6 separate regions of the Homo sapiens genome follow, and regions 1, 2, 3, 5 and 6 are each linked to region 4. A link is a contact called in ENCODE Hi-C or POLR2A ChIA-PET data. All regions are on one chromosome and are shown on one strand. Each heading gives the region's core, a stretch centred on a gene start or an enhancer-like site at or near the end of the contact. The rest is flanking DNA. Distances are from core to core; before and after follow the strand shown. Region 1 holds the start of LIPA (lipase A, lysosomal acid type). Region 2 holds the start of IFIT1 (interferon induced protein with tetratricopeptide repeats 1). Region 3 holds the start of IFIT2 (interferon induced protein with tetratricopeptide repeats 2). Region 4 holds the start of KLLN (killin, p53 regulated DNA replication inhibitor). Region 5 holds the start of CH25H (cholesterol 25-hydroxylase). Region 6 holds the start of FAS (Fas cell surface death receptor).

Evidence for each region. A loop is a pair of places that touch in the nucleus more often than their neighbours do. ChIA-PET counts read pairs that join two places held with the same protein, here RNA polymerase II (POLR2A). Pooled maps may share reads with other maps.
Region 1: a loop to region 4 is called in a map of B cell, with 10 times the contacts of the local background. The contact joins the promoter of LIPA here to the promoter of KLLN in region 4. A Hi-C loop is called at or near these places in 2 of 168 maps with a recorded cell type or tissue (B cell and naive thymus-derived CD4-positive, alpha-beta T cell) and 8 of 50 pooled maps. POLR2A ChIA-PET finds 5 or more read pairs at or near these places in 1 of 52 experiments (CD4-positive, alpha-beta T cell).
Region 2: a map of naive thymus-derived CD4-positive, alpha-beta T cell shows a loop between it and region 4 (10-fold over the local background). The contact joins the promoter of IFIT1 here to the promoter of KLLN in region 4. A Hi-C loop is called at or near these places in 1 of 168 maps with a recorded cell type or tissue (naive thymus-derived CD4-positive, alpha-beta T cell) and 6 of 50 pooled maps. POLR2A ChIA-PET finds 5 or more read pairs at or near these places in 1 of 52 experiments (activated B cell).
Region 3: a map of naive thymus-derived CD4-positive, alpha-beta T cell shows a loop between it and region 4 (4-fold over the local background). The contact joins the promoter of IFIT2 here to the promoter of KLLN in region 4. A Hi-C loop is called at or near these places in 1 of 168 maps with a recorded cell type or tissue (naive thymus-derived CD4-positive, alpha-beta T cell) and 3 of 50 pooled maps. POLR2A ChIA-PET finds 5 or more read pairs at or near these places in 2 of 52 experiments (CD4-positive, alpha-beta T cell and CD4-positive, alpha-beta memory T cell).
Region 5: a loop to region 4 is called in a pooled map, with 4 times the contacts of the local background. The contact joins the promoter of CH25H here to the promoter of KLLN in region 4. A Hi-C loop is called at or near these places in 6 of 50 pooled maps.
Region 6: a map of CD8-positive, alpha-beta T cell shows a loop between it and region 4 (4-fold over the local background). The contact joins the promoter of FAS here to the promoter of KLLN in region 4. A Hi-C loop is called at or near these places in 5 of 168 maps with a recorded cell type or tissue (CD4-positive, alpha-beta memory T cell, CD8-positive, alpha-beta T cell, OCI-LY7 and 1 more), 5 of 37 single-sample maps with no recorded cell type and 19 of 50 pooled maps. POLR2A ChIA-PET finds 5 or more read pairs at or near these places in 6 of 52 experiments (CD4-positive, alpha-beta T cell, CD4-positive, alpha-beta memory T cell, MCF 10A and 3 more).

The regions. Positions count from the first base shown.
Region 1 is chr10:89,250,367-89,253,136 of GRCh38, forward strand. It overlaps LIPA (lipase A, lysosomal acid type), which reads right to left and starts at 1,409. Exons shown (of 10, transcript NM_000235.4): 1 at 1,371-1,409. RefSeq lists an enhancer at 1,436-1,495.
Region 2 is chr10:89,390,959-89,393,897 of GRCh38, forward strand. It overlaps IFIT1 (interferon induced protein with tetratricopeptide repeats 1), which reads left to right and starts at 1,665. Exons shown (of 2, transcript NM_001548.5): 1 at 1,665-1,759. The coding sequence starts at 1,755. It also overlaps a transcript of LIPA not described here. RefSeq lists a silencer at 500-661 and enhancers at 1,214-1,263, 1,494-1,543, 2,345-2,394.
Region 3 is chr10:89,300,748-89,303,504 of GRCh38, forward strand. IFIT2 (interferon induced protein with tetratricopeptide repeats 2) reads left to right here and starts at 1,299. Exons shown (of 2, transcript NM_001547.5): 1 at 1,299-1,381. The coding sequence starts at 1,377. LOC105378419 (a long non-coding RNA gene) reads right to left here and starts at 1,156. Exons shown (of 3, transcript NR_188200.1): 1 at 539-1,156. It also overlaps a transcript of LIPA not described here. RefSeq lists an enhancer at 1,007-1,326.
Region 4 is chr10:87,862,265-87,865,305 of GRCh38, forward strand. KLLN (killin, p53 regulated DNA replication inhibitor) reads right to left here and starts at 1,269. Exons shown (of 1, transcript NM_001126049.2): 1 at 1-1,269. The coding sequence starts at 223. MLDHR (mitochondrial lactate dehydrogenase regulator) reads left to right here and starts at 1,295. Exons shown (of 1, transcript NM_001433720.1): 1 at 1,295-1,390. The coding sequence starts at 1,295. The coding sequence ends at 1,390. PTEN (phosphatase and tensin homolog) reads left to right here and starts at 1,361. Exons shown (of 9, transcript NM_000314.8): 1 at 1,361-2,284. The coding sequence starts at 2,206. RefSeq lists enhancers at 1-85, 336-515 and silencers at 1,116-1,425, 1,516-1,655.
Region 5 is chr10:89,205,580-89,208,669 of GRCh38, forward strand. CH25H (cholesterol 25-hydroxylase) reads right to left here and starts at 1,738. Exons shown (of 1, transcript NM_003956.4): 1 at 50-1,738. The coding sequence starts at 1,713. The coding sequence ends at 895. RefSeq lists an enhancer at 1,510-1,579.
Region 6 is chr10:88,989,456-88,992,357 of GRCh38, forward strand. FAS (Fas cell surface death receptor) reads left to right here and starts at 1,343. Exons shown (of 9, transcript NM_000043.6): 1 at 1,343-1,451. The coding sequence starts at 1,422. FAS-AS1 (FAS antisense RNA 1) reads right to left here. Exons shown (of 1, transcript NR_028371.1): 1 at 1,967-2,902. It also overlaps a transcript of ACTA2 not described here. RefSeq lists a silencer at 39-88 and enhancers at 496-1,007, 1,008-1,518, 1,659-2,068, 2,199-2,278.

The sequences.
Region 1 (2,770 bases), core at 159-2,658, 1.4 Mb after region 4:
TGCTAGGATTACAGGCGTGAGCCACCGCGCCCGACCGTGAACTCTGAACAGGAGCAAACGTTATCCCCTTCAGTGTGCATTGGCAAAGCAAGGCCACTGCTTCTACTTACAACTTTGTACTTCTTCATGATAGGAAGGATTGTACAGCCCCAGGCTATTTTTTATCATAAATGCAACCTCCCAAAAGTCCATTATTACTAGAGAATAAGGAGTAAATTGAAAGGGAAAAAATTAAAGGAATTACCACAATTGAAAACAGAATAGCATCTGCAGGAGCTGCTTTCATTCAGCGGTTTTCCTACAGAACCTGTATCAACCGCCCAGAGGAAGGTCCATGAGAGTAACAGCTAAAGCTACTCAGCTGAAAATCTCACCCAGTTAAGTTTTCCTTCCAACACAACACTACATACTTAGTATGTTTTTCTCAACATACTAAGCCAAGCAATTCTTACTAAGAAGGAGATACTCTGAAAATCTCGAAGGAGGGGGGAAAAAAAACCTTCCAGGCTGAATTAAGTGTGCTTTTCTGGGCTGTATTAACACCTTTATCTCAGTTATTTAGACTTTGTAACAATCTGACTCAGCTTTGTACCCCCAGGACCAAGCAAAGTGCCACGTATATATTAGATGCATAGTACAGATTCTGAAAAAAGATAAGAGCAGTCCAACAGTTCAGTGGCAGAAGAAAAGGCCCCAACGCAGCATGCTATTTAACTTTCTAATAACAACAATTATTACGACTCCCATTTAAGCTCTTGCGAGGCGCCAGCCACCGCAGGCAGCGCTTCTGATCTACTGTCAATTACTCCTCCACCGACCCTATGGCAGTACCATTAATTCCATTTTTCAGGAATCTGAGGTTCACCCAGCTGAAGTACTGGAAGCAAAGTGTCAGCTGTTTAAAAAGCAGTATCGCTGGGACTTTAACCAGGATTGATGCCCAAGTCTGCTTTCGACCACGCCGTTGGCTAACAAGAGAGGTAGGATGGGATGCCTGGAGGAGCTAAGGGGAGAGCACGAGGATGCAGAGAGAGGAATCAGACATCCCTGCTGTCCTCGCGGTCCAGGAGCACTGGGCAGCTTCACTGACCGGAGACCGCGCCTGTCCAGGAAAGTGGACAGCGCCCAGGGAAGAGAGTGGGCTTCTCTCTGAAGTTGCTCTCTGAAGTTGCCCTGGTTGATTGGCAGATGCCTTGAGCCAACGCCCGCAGAAAAAGCACCCGCAGGCACCCCAGGCAAGACTCGCTGGGTCCAAACGCAGAGGGTCTTGCCGGCCGGCAGAGCCTCGGGGCGCGACCCTCCCCTTGCTGAAGGCACCAGCTTCCACGCCGCACCCGCACCTGGCAGCGCCGCGGCGCCGGCACTCTCACCTGGAGCTGTCCTGCCGGGCCGCTGTCTCGAGTCGCAGTGCCAGCTCTCAGGGGCCGGGGTGCGGATAGGGGACCTGCAGGGGGCCTGGTCTGCCTTGTCGGGAGGGCGGATGCCCACCACCCTCGGACTATTTGTTCAGCCAATCAGAGCAGCCAGCCACCGGGAAGTGCCTCGGAGACTCCGCCCCAGACCAGCGCTGCCGCTTGCCAGCCCCCCAGTTGACCCCATAGAGCATGCGCCGTAGGCGTTTCTAAGAGATGGAGCCCGTCCTCCGCCTCGCAGGCTGGCAGGTCCACAGCTCTACCAGCGCGTCGCCTACGCATGCTCTCTTAGCAAAGGCTGTTTTAGGCGGCCTTCTGCTCCGCCCCCGAAGCTCCTGCAGGGCTGGCACCTTCTGCGCCTGACAGAGAGCATGTGGGCTCTATAAATGAAAGTGAATCATGGGCTCCATTTAAAGCGCTTATCATTGTGCCTGATGCAAAGCAATCTTGCTGCTTTAAATTTTTTATTATTATTAAAGATTTGTTAAAAGAGGAAACAATATTCAATATGTACATATTATTTATTAATCATTTTCTAAAACAAAGATTTTATTGAGCACCTACTAAATGCCAGGCATTAGTAAGACAGTGGAGGTATAGAAACCAACCAAACAAGGTTCCTGTTCTCTTGTATATATTCTGATGGGAAGAGACACATCATGAATAACTATATAATACATGAGGTGGTGATAAGTGCTATAAATAACAACAAAAACAAACAAACAACAACAACAACAAACAACAAGGGGCTGGGCACAGTGGCTCACGCCTGTAATCCCAGCAGTTTGGGAAGCTGAGGAGGGCGGATCACCTGAGGACAGGAGTTCAGGACCAGCCTGGCCAACTTGGTGAAACCCCATCTCTACTAAAAATACAAAATTAGCGGGTGTGGTGGTGTGTGCCTCTAATCCCAGCTCCTTGGGAGGCTGAGGCAGGAAAATGGCTTGAACCAGGTAGGTGGAGGTTGCAGTGAGCGGAGATCATGCCACTGCACTCCAGCATGGACAACAGAGTGAGACTCCATCCCCCAAAAAAAAAAAAAAACAGGGATAAGGAGGATGATATGTATATGGTAATCAGGAAAGGACTCTTATGAAGTGACACCTGAGCACAGGCAAGGAGGTAGTTAACAGCCTTAGATACTGGAGAAAGCACATTCTGGGTGAAAATAGCAGGTACAAAGGCCCTGTGGTAGGAATATTCCTGGTGGGTCCTAGCCAGAGTGGTGAGGTCTTTGAGGCTAAAACAGAATGTACATAGTAGAAAGTAATAGAACATGAAGTCCTAGAAGTCTGGTGCCTTGGGAGCCACTTGTCAAGATCTTACCGTGTCTTCTGAGTAAGATGAGAAGCCAGTGT
Region 2 (2,939 bases), core at 415-2,914, 1.5 Mb after region 4:
CCTATTAATTCAGAAATTCTTATTTGTGTAGAACTTTCTAACTAGTTGTTGAACTCTCTGTGGAAGCTTACAGAATTGGTGAGAGCTGACATGGGAGATGAGTCTGGCAGGGAGTTGAGCAGAAACTGTTTAGATCTGGCAGTGTGCCCAGTTAAGTGTTTCCAAAAGGAAAATACTCTTGCACCTGCTCCTCTTCTGCTTCTTATGTTAAAAGACAAAGTAGGTAGGTTTTTTTAAAGGAAACATTGTTTTTATATATTGTTATGATTATTTGAGACAGGGGCTCACTCTGTTGCCCAGGCTGGAGTGCAGTGGTGTGACCATGGCTCACTGCAGCCTCTACCTCCTGGGCTCAAGTGAGCCTCCCACCTCAGCCTCCTGAGTAGCTGAGACCACAGACACACACCACCACACCCAGCTTTTTTTTTCAGTTTTTTTGTAGAGTTGGGGTCTCCCTATGTTGTCCAGGCTGGTCTACAATTCCTGGGCTCAAGTGATCCTCCCGCCTTGCCTTCCAAAATACTGGGACTTACAGGCCTGAGCCAATGCACCCGGACAACAATTTTTTATTTTTTATTTATTTATTTTTTTAGACGGAGTCTCGCTCTGTCACCAGACTGGAGTACAGTGGTGTGATCTCGGCTCACTGCAACCTCTGCCTCCCAGGTTCAAGCAATTCCCCTGCCTCAGCCTCTCGAGTAGGTGGGACTACAGGTGCACACCACCACACCCAGCTAATTTTTTGTATTTTAGTAGAGAGGGGGTTTCACCATGTTGGCCACGATGGTCTCCATCTCCTGACCTTGTCATCCGCCCACCTTGGCCTCCCAAAGTGCTGGGACTACAGGCATGAGCCACCGCACCCAGCCAAGAATCATTATTTTTAACTTGATGACTGAAAATAATAATAATAATAGTTACCACTTATTTGCATGCTTCTATGTGCCAGGTAGTTGCTAACTATTTAAACTCAAATTCCATGAACTGTAGTGGAGGTTGTACTGGAATTTGATTCAGAATGACAGTGTCCATGATGGAGCAATAGAGGGCTCTCTATTTCAAACCATACCTCCTTGCTTTTACCTCCTGCCTAAGTCATCAGGGGTTAGAAGGCTTTCTAGGTATTGGTCTCTTTCCTTCATTCCTAAACCAGATTGGTTGCTTATTTCCGTCAAGCTGAAACCAAAAGTAAGCAACCAAAAAGCAACCAGCAACCAAAAGCCTTGTTACTCAATTAATTAAGAGTAGATTTTTATATTTGATAGTAGGTTCCTTCTAAATATAGAAACTGAAAATAGAGCTATCTCCTTCAATTCTCCTTTTTCTGTGTATTCATCCAGAATCCAGCCACCAACTGCCACAATAGGCAGCAATGGACTGATGTTCTTTAGGGAGGACGTGAATCTCGTTCCAAATGCTGGCCAGTCATTGGGTTTCTGCAGCACTAGAAACATCTATGGTTGCAGGTCTGCAGTTTATCTGTTTTAAAATAGAAACAAAGTTTCATTCCCCACCCCCCCCCGTCAGCAGGAATTCCGCTAGCTTTAGTTTCACTTTCCCCTTTCGGTTTCCCTAGGTTTCCAACTTGCAAGGACACACCCACAGCTTACACCATTGGCTGCTGTTTAGCTCCCTTATATAACACTGTCTTGGGGTTTAAACGTAACTGAAAATCCACAAGACAGAATAGCCAGATCTCAGAGGAGCCTGGCTAAGCAAAACCCTGCAGAACGGCTGCCTAATTTACAGCAACCATGAGGTAAGGATTTCTTTGCTCCTCTGCCATAATGTCTAAAGTTTTTGAAAAAATGGTAATTAAATACTATTTCAACAGGTTAGATCTCAGTGAGGTCAGGTTTTCTAATTCCTCGATTTGAGTATCTGCTTATGGACTGAATGTGTGCATGCATGTGTGTGCACGTTCACACATACATAAATTGTTTAATGCATTTTTATGTTTGTTAGCATGAACTTGAGGAAGCTTACCTCATGCTATAGCCCAAAGAAGGGGAGGGAAATGGGAAAAGAGTTTTGCAGGAAGGGAGAAAATGATCCCAATCTGAGAGATTCTTTCCCATCAGATTCACTTCTGTCTGATATGGGGAAGGAATGGACAGCTTGTCTGAGTAGAGGCATTGCTTTCTGCAGGTTCTTTACCACAGAGAAAAAGCAGGACCCACAAGAATGTGAAAGCCTCAGTCTTGCAGCCTCTCTGATGTCTTGTGGGTAATACAGTGGAGATGTGGTAGGAAAAGCTCACAGCCTTCCTCCATAGGCTTCTGGTCTCACTTTCTGCACTGCTGGCCTCTTACAACAGGTTTTCGCAATCAGGCTGAGCTTAAGATAAACAGATTGCCTCCTCCCTGGAAAATCTAGGCTCTTGGTACGTCCTTGACTGAAGATGATCCACATCTGCTTGGGAAGATCCGTATCTTCCTTACCTAAAGGGCCTAATGTGGGAATTTCTCAGCTGATTTAAAAACCATTACTTAGGCCGGGCAAGGGGGCTCATGCTTGTAATCCCAGCACTTTGGGAGGCCAAGGTGAGCAGATCGCCTGAGGTCAGGAGTTGGAGCCCATCCTGGCCAACATGGTGAAACCCCATCTCTACTAAAAATACAAAAATTTGGGCATGGTGGCACATGCCTGTAGTCCCAGCTACTTGGGAGGCTGAGGCAGGAGAATCACTTGAACCTGGGAGGCGTAAGTTGCAGTGAGCTGAGATTGTACCACTGCACTCCAGCCTGGGCAACAGAGCGAGACTCCGTCTCAAAAACAAACAAACAAACAAAAAATCCATTACTTAATACTGATTTGTAAATTTTCCCCTCAGTGCTCCAGTTGGCAAAATTTTGAAGAGGTAAAAATTCCAGAAAATGCACATTACAGGCCTATGATGAACCCTCCTCTGTAAACAGATGGAGTTGGTACTGATAATT
Region 3 (2,757 bases), core at 49-2,548, 1.4 Mb after region 4:
AGGCCAAGGCGGGCAGATCACCTGAGATCAGGAGTTCGAGACCAGCCTGGCCAACATGGTGGAACCCCATCTCTACTAAAAATACAAAAATTAGCCGGGCGTGGTGGTGCGTGCCTGTAATCCCAGCTACTCGAGAGGCTGAGGCGAATCACTTGAACCAGGGAGGTGGAGGTTGCAGTAAGCCAGGATCTTTCCACTGCACTCCAGCCTGAAAAAAAGAGTTTCCCCTCTGATCACTTTGGTTAACGATTTTAGTTAATAATTATAATAGAAACTAGCATTTACTTATTACTGCCAGGCATTATTCTAAGGACATTTCACGTATTCTCTCATTTCATCCTCCCAACACCACAATAAACCAGTAGTTGTATTATTCCCAATTTACAAAACCGAAGCAGAGACATTCAATAATTTTCCCCAGAGTTTCATAGCATAAAGGTGGAAGCTGATTTCAAATCCAGATAGACAGACATCACTGCCCATGCTTCTAATCATGTATTCATTTAGTCAACAACTACTTTTGGAATGCTTGCCATACCATGCAATGTGCAGGTTGTTTTGCAGGGACTGGAGATTCAGCAATGATTCAGACTAAAATCCCCTGCCCTGTCGAGGCTAAATAACTGCTCCTTACAGTGGCCTGTGGATCATATTGGTATAAGGCAGAGCAAAGATGGGTTAATATGGTAATCACAAGGCAGGGAGCTTTGTAAATGTGTCCTCCTAGGAGTTGTGCTCCCTTGATGCCATCAGTACATTCCACAAAGAGGAAGTTCTTCTAACTCACTACGCAGCTGGGCTTGGCTCTTACTCAAGAGCATTTTGGGGTGAAAATATCTAAGTTTACCAGCCCTTGTGCAAATCTGAGATGAAGGACTACATTAAAAGTAAAATTCACCTTAGCAGGAAGTGGGGTTTGCTATTCTGTGTATATCTTTAACAGTATCTGCTGAAAAGAACCCTTTTGTTAAATAATTGTATTACAAGTCCCCAACTTAATCTTTTCGAATATGAAATAAGAGAGGGACAGTGCACAAGAGCAATGTCCCCAGACCCATCTTTAAGTGAAGCACCAGGCCGATGAAACATCCCTCTCTGCTGCCTTCTTTCTCTGATCACAACTCAGCTCCGGAGGAAAAAGAGTCCTCTAAAGTATAATAAAAAGAAAAAAAGAAAAAGAGTCCTGCCAATTTCACTTTCTAGTTTCACTTTCCCTTTTGTAACGTCAGCTGAAGGGAAACAAACAAAAAGGAACCAGAGGCCACTTGTATATATAGGTCTCTTCAGCATTTATTGGTGGCAGAAGAGGAAGATTTCTGAAGAGTGCAGCTGCCTGAACCGAGCCCTGCCGAACAGCTGAGAATTGCACTGCAACCATGAGGTAAATATTTTCCCTTCGTATTCGGTAGTGCTGTTGAGTCATCTTGTCCAATGCAAATCCTGAGAAGCTATGTTCCCAAAGAGGGCCAGCTCCATTTTAGTGTTTGTTTATAGCCTTACTATGCCTCTACCTCTGTTGGTTGTAAATCTGTCTTACCAATGGTGGTTTGTTCCCTCCTGAACAATTTTCTGCTTCACACTGGCAAGCTTCCTAAATTCATCTCCAGAACTGCACGCCTGGGGAGTTGAGTTGCAATCAGAGAAAGAAGGCAGCAGAGAGGGATGATGTTTCATCGGCCTGGTGCTTCACTTAAAGATGGGTCTGGGGGCATTGCTCTTGTGCACTGACCCTGTCTTATTTCATATTTGAAAGGATTAAGTTGGGGACTTGTAATACAATTATTTAACAAAAGGGTTCTTTTCAGCAGATACTGTTAAAGATATACACAGAATAGCAAACCCCACTTCCTGCAAAGGTGAATTTTACTTTTAATGTAGTTCTTCATCTCAGATTTGCACAAGGGCTGGTAAACTTAAATATTTTCACCCCAAAATGCCTCCTGAGTATGAATTAGAGATGGAGTGCTTGGAGAAAATAGTTCTGTTCTCACCTCTAACATTCCCTTCTATCCCCAAAACATGAGACTGCCCTGGAGAGGAAGTGTTAGCTCATTGAATAGGAAGGGAAATATTTTCTCCAGTTTGAAGGTGGGGTGGCCGGACCTGGTTGCCTAACCCTCATCCTGGGAGCTCTGGAATCCCGTGTTACCAACCCCTGTGCTTACTTCCTATGAGACACCTTGCCCTCTGTCTGTGAGGTTCCTGATTTCTCTTCTTGAAACGATATTATTTCCTGCTAGTCTAAATGTTCTGCCTGATTTCAAAAAAAAAAAAAAAGATTTGAGATATTTACAGATTTCTTTTTTTTGTAGTCACCCAGAATCTATAGAACCCTTTTCTTATTTCTTAGAATTTTAGCATGGTCTTATCTTAGAATTTTTCCCATTACAATACAGACCCATCTGTCCTTTCTTTCCTTAATTCTTTATCTATTGTGACTTTCACTGGGCATTGCCCTTGTGCCCTAAGACAGTGGTTCTCAAAATTGAGCATGCATAAAAATTGCCTGGACAGCTTATTAAGGACAGAGTCCTAGGGTTGACTCCCCAGAGATTCTCATTAAGTGGGTCTGGGTTAGAGTCTGAGGATGTGTGTTTCTAAAAGGCTCCTCAGTGATTCTGAGACTGCGGTGGTAGCATTAGTTCTGAGCCTGGTTGATAATGTCACTGTGGCTTTCATCCAGATAAGAGGCAAAGGAAGAAATTGTTGTTGTTGTGTATACAACTGGAACTTCTATAGGAATCGGGAGAATAGGTC
Region 4 (3,041 bases), core at 19-2,518:
TGGAAAGTTCCCCAACTAGGGACACACGTGACCTCCTTCGGAAAGTAGTTCCGACTGTGGCCCGTGTATCCTTCCACCTCCTTTTGAACCCTCCTAGGTCTCCTCGCCCCGCCCACTCGCTGGGCTGCAGCTTCCTACCGTTCCGTACTTTCCACTCAACCCGGTAACCCCAAACGTGCACGGTCCGGCCGGGGCGCGCGGAGCCTGGCCCCGGGCGATCCATCCTGCCGGGTTTTCACGGCGGCCAAGGGGGGGCGGGGCTAGGTGGTCTCTGAGAACCGAGCTTGACTCCGACGCCGCGAACCGACCTGGAGCCCGAGGGGAAAGATGCTCGACTCTCTTGGGGGCACCGGAGCGGGCGCAGGAGAGGCCTGCGGGGTGCGTCCCACTCACAGGGATCCTCTTTCAGTTCATTTAGATAGGTGCCCTTTGGGCCCTTGAAATTCAACGGCTATGTGTTCACGTTCAGCACGCTCGGCTGAGAGCTTTCATTTTTAGGGCAAACGAGCCGAGTTACCGGGGAAGCGAGAGGTGGGGCGCTGCAAGGGAGCCGGATGAGGTGATACACGCTGGCGACACAATAGCAGGTTGCTCTTTGTGCTAAGACTGACACCATGAGGACACAGATTTGGGGGAAGGGGGAATCTCTAGGCAAAGGCTGTTACAGTCAAATCTCTGCGAACGATTGTGATCCGACAGCGGTGCAAAAGGAAAGAGCGAATGCAGTCCACGCCGCGGAAATCTAGGGGTAGAGGCAAGGGGGGAGGGTATTCCCCTTGCAGGGACCGTCCCTGCATTTCCCTCTACACTGAGCAGCGTGGTCACCTGGTCCTTTTCACCTGTGCACAGGTAACCTCAGACTCGAGTCAGTGACACTGCTCAACGCACCCATCTCAGCTTTCATCATCAGTCCTCCACCCCCGCCCCACAACAGCCTACCCTGCCTCCGGCTGGGTTTCTGGGCAGAGGCCGAGGCTTAGCTCGTTATCCTCGCCTCGCGTTGCTGCAAAAGCCGCAGCAAGTGCAGCTGCAGGCTGGCGGCTGGGAACCGGCCCGAGCAAGCCCCAGGCAGCTACACTGGGCATGCTCAGTAGAGCCTGCGGCTTGGGGACTCTGCGCTCGCACCCAGAGCTACCGCTCTGCCCCCTCCTACCGCCCCCTGCCCTGCCCTGCCCTCCCCTCGCCCGGCGCGGTCCCGTCCGCCTCTCGCTCGCCTCCCGCCTCCCCTCGGTCTTCCGAGGCGCCCGGGCTCCCGGCGCGGCGGCGGAGGGGGCGGGCAGGCCGGCGGGCGGTGATGTGGCGGGACTCTTTATGCGCTGCGGCAGGATACGCGCTCGGCGCTGGGACGCGACTGCGCTCAGTTCTCTCCTCTCGGAAGCTGCAGCCATGATGGAAGTTTGAGAGTTGAGCCGCTGTGAGGCGAGGCCGGGCTCAGGCGAGGGAGATGAGAGACGGCGGCGGCCGCGGCCCGGAGCCCCTCTCAGCGCCTGTGAGCAGCCGCGGGGGCAGCGCCCTCGGGGAGCCGGCCGGCCTGCGGCGGCGGCAGCGGCGGCGTTTCTCGCCTCCTCTTCGTCTTTTCTAACCGTGCAGCCTCTTCCTCGGCTTCTCCTGAAAGGGAAGGTGGAAGCCGTGGGCTCGGGCGGGAGCCGGCTGAGGCGCGGCGGCGGCGGCGGCACCTCCCGCTCCTGGAGCGGGGGGGAGAAGCGGCGGCGGCGGCGGCCGCGGCGGCTGCAGCTCCAGGGAGGGGGTCTGAGTCGCCTGTCACCATTTCCAGGGCTGGGAACGCCGGAGAGTTGGTCTCTCCCCTTCTACTGCCTCCAACACGGCGGCGGCGGCGGCTGGCACATCCAGGGACCCGGGCCGGTTTTAAACCTCCCGTGCGCCGCCGCCGCACCCCCCGTGGCCCGGGCTCCGGAGGCCGCCGGCGGAGGCAGCCGTTCGGAGGATTATTCGTCTTCTCCCCATTCCGCTGCCGCCGCTGCCAGGCCTCTGGCTGCTGAGGAGAAGCAGGCCCAGTCGCTGCAACCATCCAGCAGCCGCCGCAGCAGCCATTACCCGGCTGCGGTCCAGAGCCAAGCGGCGGCAGAGCGAGGGGCATCAGCTACCGCCAAGTCCAGAGCCATTTCCATCCTGCAGAAGAAGCCCCGCCACCAGCAGCTTCTGCCATCTCTCTCCTCCTTTTTCTTCAGCCACAGGCTCCCAGACATGACAGCCATCATCAAAGAGATCGTTAGCAGAAACAAAAGGAGATATCAAGAGGATGGATTCGACTTAGACTTGACCTGTATCCATTTCTGCGGCTGCTCCTCTTTACCTTTCTGTCACTCTCTTAGAACGTGGGAGTAGACGGATGCGAAAATGTCCGTAGTTTGGGTGACTATAACATTTAACCCTGGTCAGGTTGCTAGGTCATATATTTTGTGTTTCCTTTCTGTGTATTCAACCTAGGGTGTGTTTGGCTAGACGGAACTCTTGCCTGGTTGCAAGTGTCAAGCCACCGATTGCTTTCTTAGGCTATCTATATGGTCTCTTCCTGAGGGCTATTGTCCGTTAATACAGAATACAGTACACTGTTAGTGGATTAGCGAGCTCGGTAATCCGGTCTCCTAAATGAACAAAAAAGTAGACGCTTTTTGAGGTTGAGCATATTTCGATTAAATCTTGGCTTAGGCCCTAGATCAAGGGTTTAGATCAGAATAAAATGAAAATTAGTGTTGCACGTACGCATATTGCATCAGAATCTTGCAGTGATTGTTTTAGTTTCCTGAGTTGCATTGATAGATTCTTTTAAAATATGACTGATTTGCATAACTTTAGAAGCAGAATCATTTTCAGTATATATGGTGCACATTGAGGGCAAAAAGTAGTTTTGTTAATGTTTAAACTTAAGTTACCTACAACTTTGAACTGTATGTAGAAGTTTTGTAGTTTGAAGTCAATAGTGCCATAATATACCTTATAAGGCGTTCTTACTAGATCTTTGTTATATTTACCTTTTTCTCTCCCTATGGGGTGATGTAGGATAGTGCTTGAAATTTGCA
Region 5 (3,090 bases), core at 488-2,987, 1.3 Mb after region 4:
CCTCCAATTCTGTTCTTCCCCTAATCCATTCCCACAAATAATAAAATGATTGACTGCTCAGCGTTAATCTTTCTATGAAACTTTACAGAGTAATCCTATCATTTGCCTGTTATACAGAAATCAGCTGAAAAGCATTAAGAATATTAGCGTGTTTTTCCTCCATGAAATTGCTAGAGCACAACAAACAGAGCCCCTTCTCCTGCCTCCTTTTCTCTAACAACCCCCAACAGAACACCCTACACCCAGATTCCTCTCTTTCCATGGTGAGGCTGATGGAGGCTTAGAAGGACACTTGGTATGCCCGCTCCCTCTTCCCTTTTTTATCAGTCAAAATACCAGTGAAACGGAAGTCAATACTTATTTGATTCATGGTTTTTTTTCCTTTTTAAAGCACGAATAACATTTCTTTCAAAATAAATATACAGTTCTATAAAAAAATATAAGAAGGTACTATAATTCTTGGTCACTGTCCAGCAGAAACATGTTTGATTGCTTTTAGAGTCAGAAGTCAACACCATCCACAAAAATACATTCTTTTAGCCAGGTTTTAGAACACTTTGAAACATAGAAAATTCCTTATTCTACAAACAAGTCCTTTTAGAGATATTCTAAATATGCCAGTGATGAATGTCTAATTCATATGCAGGATTCAAGGCTATTGAGGTGAGCTAGACTAAGAATACCAAGAACACAAAATTGTATTGATACACAAACAGTATGTAAATTACTTTGTCAGATTACAAAAATGCATCAGATTTTATCTATGGTTTTCATAGATAAACATAAAGCAATAAGTTAGTTGCTTTAAAAAAATATATAGCTCAGGTGTTTCTCTTCATTCAAGTGTGAAAGGCACAGCAGTCCCGAGTCTTAGGGGCACCCACCGCAGCCACATCACCGCGCTGGGACAGATGCAGTCCGCAGCGTTCCCAGTATTTTGTCCCAGTGTGTAAAGTACGGAGCGAAGTTGCAGTTAAAGTGAGAGTGATGCAGGTCGTGGTGCACCACACCCCCGTACCACCCGAAGGGCACCAGTCTGTGAGTGGACCAAGGGAAGTTGTAGCCGGAGTGGTCCTCCACGGAAAGCCAGATGTTGACCACGTGGAAGGTCAGGGTGGTGAGCGGGTGGCACCCGAGCAGTGTGACGTTCATCATGTCGAAGAAGCCCAAAGAAAACAGTTCCCAGACGCTCATATACTGCGTTGCCAGCGCGAACGAGGACGAGTTCTGGTGGTGCACCTTGTGGAAGGTGCGGTACAGCCAGGGCACCTTGTGGTGCAGCAGGTGCCACACGAAGAACTCCATGTCGAAGAGTAGCAGGCAGAACAGGATGTGGTGCAGCAGCAGGAGCAGCTCGGGAGCTTCGTGGGGCAGGAGGGCCGGGCTGCGGGCCCAATGCAGCAGCGTCACGGGGAACACAAACATCACATGCTGGTAGAGGGTCTGCCCCAGGCAAGGTAGCAGCTGCTGCGCGGATGGCGAGAAGTCAGGGTGGATCTTGTAGCGCCGCAGGGCGGGCACCCAGGAGCACAGGATATCCAGGACCACGAAGGGCAGGCAAAAGCCCACGTATGTGGTGATGGAGAAGATGACCGGGAAGAAGGGCGACTGTAGGAGGGCCTCCCAGCTCCTCAGGTGGTCCCAGAGGGGCTGCAGGAACAGCTGCCCGGAGCTGCAAAGGACCTGGGGGTCGGAGCAGTTGTGGCAGCTCATTGCGAGGCTGTGCAAGGCAGCTGAGGCTGCTGCTCGAGTCCCATCGACTTTTCACAGGACTCACGGCCCCGCCCCGAGTGATGTCAGCTGCCTTTCCATCCCTTTCCCGGCGATGCGAAGCTTGAATAAGCTAGCAACCCGGCAGAGTGGCCCTTCATTGCTGTAAATGTGCTCATCTATAGCCGCATCTTACCGGCTTTTAGATATGCGTGTATGCAGTGGCACTTCGTACTTTTCATGTAAGTTCTGATTTTTCAGTTGACGTACAATTAACACGGGACACAATGTACAGATCTACCGTGTGGAGTTTCTATGAGTTTGGCAACTCAGTTCACGTGTGTCATCACGGGTCTCAAACTAGACCGTTTACATTGCCACCAGAAAGCGCTCCTTTGCAATCAATGCAGAATTGTTTGTGTTTTTTAATGCATACGTATAACTGCATCCATGTGCTTTCATAAAGACGCAAGCATAATCGCATTTTAAAAACTGTTTAAAGCTACATGCGGTCTGTAGCTCGGGTGTTTTCTGAGAACCCGGTTGCGGTCTATCCAGCGGCGATCGAGAAACGAGCCCTTTGCACAGGGAACCGCTGGTCCCCGAACGCCGGCGGTGACCGTCAGCTCAGGAAATCAGACGGGAAGGGTGGCCGGATGGGAACCTCCGCCAGCTCCAGCTTGTCCCCAGAGTTTTCCTGGCCGGCGGGCAGCAAGCTAGAGAGACCACGCACGCAGGCTCTCCGGGAGAGGCCGCAGCCCGGCCGCGTAGCTACCCTCGGCGGCGCGTCCCGGGGCGCCGGGCCCGCGATCGGAGCCGGAGGCACCGCACAGCGGAAAGAGGGCTCCGCGGCGGCCAGGCTCAGCTTTGCCGGGAAAATGCTGGATTTAACTCCCAGTCTGCGCCAATCTGGCTAAAAAGCCCGTTGTATCTCAATTTGGGGCGGGAACACTTAATTCAGCAAACCACCTGCGTTGTTCGTCAAGGGAAAGAGATGTGAGTTCCTGAAGCCTCCCGGGAGGCTATTGAAGGACCAGGTGATGTCGTCACTACCCTACCCTTCCCCTTGTTGGCTTTGCGGGGCCAACTTGCAGTCGCCCTCTGCCACCGGTCCTTGAATCCACTCCGGGCCCACGGAGCCCGGCTAGGGGGCTAGTCTCTATCCCCTGCGTTTCTCCGCCACCCATCTGGGGTCCTCGGGCCAGGGGCCACCGAGCACAAGGAGGTCGGTACTAGGAGAGCTCTTGAGAGACCCTGGGAACAGCACAAAAATCCTCGCGTTCAACCCGGGGTCTGACACATGACACGATACAAGGGCCCCTTAGGGGATAGACGTTTTAGACACCAGCTTTGAAGCCAGGGAGCACTCCTAATTCTTGC
Region 6 (2,902 bases), core at 93-2,592, 1.1 Mb after region 4:
TTGTGTCTATTAGATGCTCAGAGTGTGTGCACAAGGCTGGCACGCCCAGGGTCTTCCTCATGGCACTAACAGTCTACTGAAAGGTGGAACAGAGACAAGCCTATCAACACCTACAAGACTGGTGGTAAGTGCAGTGACAGATGCAAAACACAGGGTGATGGAAAGCCCTCAGGAGGGTAACCTAACCTAGATTTGAGGGCCCAAACAGGCTCCAGAAGAAAATGTCAACTGAGAGGAAGCCTGAAGGATGAACAGTGGGCTAAGCAAAGGGTTATTAATGTGTTATTAATGGGTTGAATCTAATTGGGAAGGGAGAGAGGTTGCAGAGTGAGGTGCAGAGCTTGGTGGACGATGCCAAAGGAATACTGAAACCTTTAGTGTGTCCAGTCTGGAACTGCATCCAAATTCAGGTTCAGTAATGATGTCATTATCCAAACATACCTTCTGTAAAATTCATGCTAAACTACCTAAGAGCTATCTACCGTTCCAAAGCAATAGTGACTTTGAACAGTGTTCACCAGAGCACGAAAGAATTACAAGATTTTTTTTTAAAGAAAATTGGCCAGGAAATAATGAGTAACGAAGGACAGGAAGTAATTGTGAATGTTTAATATAGCTGGGGCTATGCGATTTGGCTTAAGTTGTTAGCTTTGTTTTCCTCTTGAGAAATAAAAACTAAGGGGCCCTCCCTTTTCAGAGCCCTATGGCGCAACATCTGTACTTTTTCATATGGTTAACTGTCCATTCCAGAAACGTCTGTGAGCCTCTCATGTTGCAGCCACAACATGGACAGCCCAGTCAAATGCCCCGCAAGTCTTTCTCTGAGTGACTCCAGCAATTAGCCAAGGCTCCTGTACCCAGGCAGGACCTCTGCGCTCTGAGCTCCATTCTCCTTCAAGACCTCCCCAACTTCCCAGGTTGAACTACAGCAGAAGCCTTTAGAAAGGGCAGGAGGCCGGCTCTCGAGGTCCTCACCTGAAGTGAGCATGCCAGCCACTGCAGGAACGCCCCGGGACAGGAATGCCCATTTGTGCAACGAACCCTGACTCCTTCCTCACCCTGACTTCTCCCCCTCCCTACCCGCGCGCAGGCCAAGTTGCTGAATCAATGGAGCCCTCCCCAACCCGGGCGTTCCCCAGCGAGGCTTCCTTCCCATCCTCCTGACCACCGGGGCTTTTCGTGAGCTCGTCTCTGATCTCGCGCAAGAGTGACACACAGGTGTTCAAAGACGCTTCTGGGGAGTGAGGGAAGCGGTTTACGAGTGACTTGGCTGGAGCCTCAGGGGCGGGCACTGGCACGGAACACACCCTGAGGCCAGCCCTGGCTGCCCAGGCGGAGCTGCCTCTTCTCCCGCGGGTTGGTGGACCCGCTCAGTACGGAGTTGGGGAAGCTCTTTCACTTCGGAGGATTGCTCAACAACCATGCTGGGCATCTGGACCCTCCTACCTCTGGTGAGCCCTCTCCTGCCCGGGTGGAGGCTTACCCCGTCTTAGTCCCGGGGATAGGCAAAGTGGGGCGGGCGCGGGACGCGTGCGGGATTGCGGCGGCAGCGGCGCACGCGGGCACCTGGGAGCGGCGGGCTGCTGCGGGAGGCGTTGGAGACTGGCTCCCGGGGGCTGTTAGGACCTTCCCTCAGGCCCGGGTGCTCAGAACGCTGGAGGACTTGCTTTTCTTGGGCCTTGATGCGAAGTGCTGACCCCGCTGGGCAGGCGGGGCAGCTCCGGCGCTCCTCGGAGACCACTGCGCTCCACGTTGAGGTGGGCGTGGGGTGCGGACAGGAATTGAAGCGGAAGTCTGGGAAGCTTTAGGGTCGCTGGAGGGGGACCCCGGTTGGAGAGAGGAGCGGAACTCCTGGACAAGCCCTGACAAGCCAAGCCAAAGGTCCGCTCCGGCGCGGGTGGGTGAGTGCGCGCCGCCCCGCGGGGGCGGGGAGAGAGCCTGCAGCCTTCAGAACAGATATTGCTCATTTTCTGGCAGTTCTCAGACGTAGGAAATAAGTCAGCACCGAAGCAGTGGTTAAGCCGGAGGGCTCGGAAGAACGGCACCTTTTCTTTCTCGAAAAAGTTATATGGGGGCTGAATGAGCTTCTGGAGGCTTGTTTACCGTTTTTTATTGTCACACAGAAAAAGAAACTGCCTTGTCTCCCTTCCGGGAATTCTCTCTTTAAGACTGTAAGTCGCTGCCTGAGTGGTTTCATTTTGTTTTGTTTTTCTGCCCTTCTCTTTCTTCTTTTGCCCTTTCTTAGCTTGCACTCCCATGGTGATTTCTGCTTGGTCTCCTGCTGGGGTTGGTGGTACTCGTTCCCACCGCACAGAACCCGGCGCCTATTATTGGCCAAGAAACTTGAGCAGCCTGTTTTGAAAAGTCCCTCGCTCAGAAATGCCAGCTTGCAGATGGCTAATCAAAGAGACGTGGATCCAGGAGGCTCATTTGAGTACCGGAGCCTCTGAGAGTCCATGGATTTTTATTTTATTGGGCCCCAACAAAGTGCCAGGCATAGCGAGAGAAGTGTTTACAAATGTGATCTCCGCGGATTCTCACGAGAGCCATGTAGTGGGGAAGATAACCACATCCCCATTTTACAGATGGCGAAATGAGGTTCAGAGAGCTTCAGTAATTCAGCCAAGATCACACAGCTAGTAAATGGGAGATATGGGATTGAACTCAGATCTAATTCCAAAACTCAGGCTGTTCGCTGATTGCATCTGATATCCAGATTACACCAAGAGGCTGAGATGTCTGGGTCCATTTTATGATTAGAAAAAAAAATCCTGTTCCTTTCAGAAATAGTGTGCACTATTTGGGATTCTTTAGAAACTTCCTTGGAGAAAATTAATGATTCAAGATTGAGAAAACATTTATACAACCTCAGGCCACACTCTTCTCTCTCTTGTTATTAACC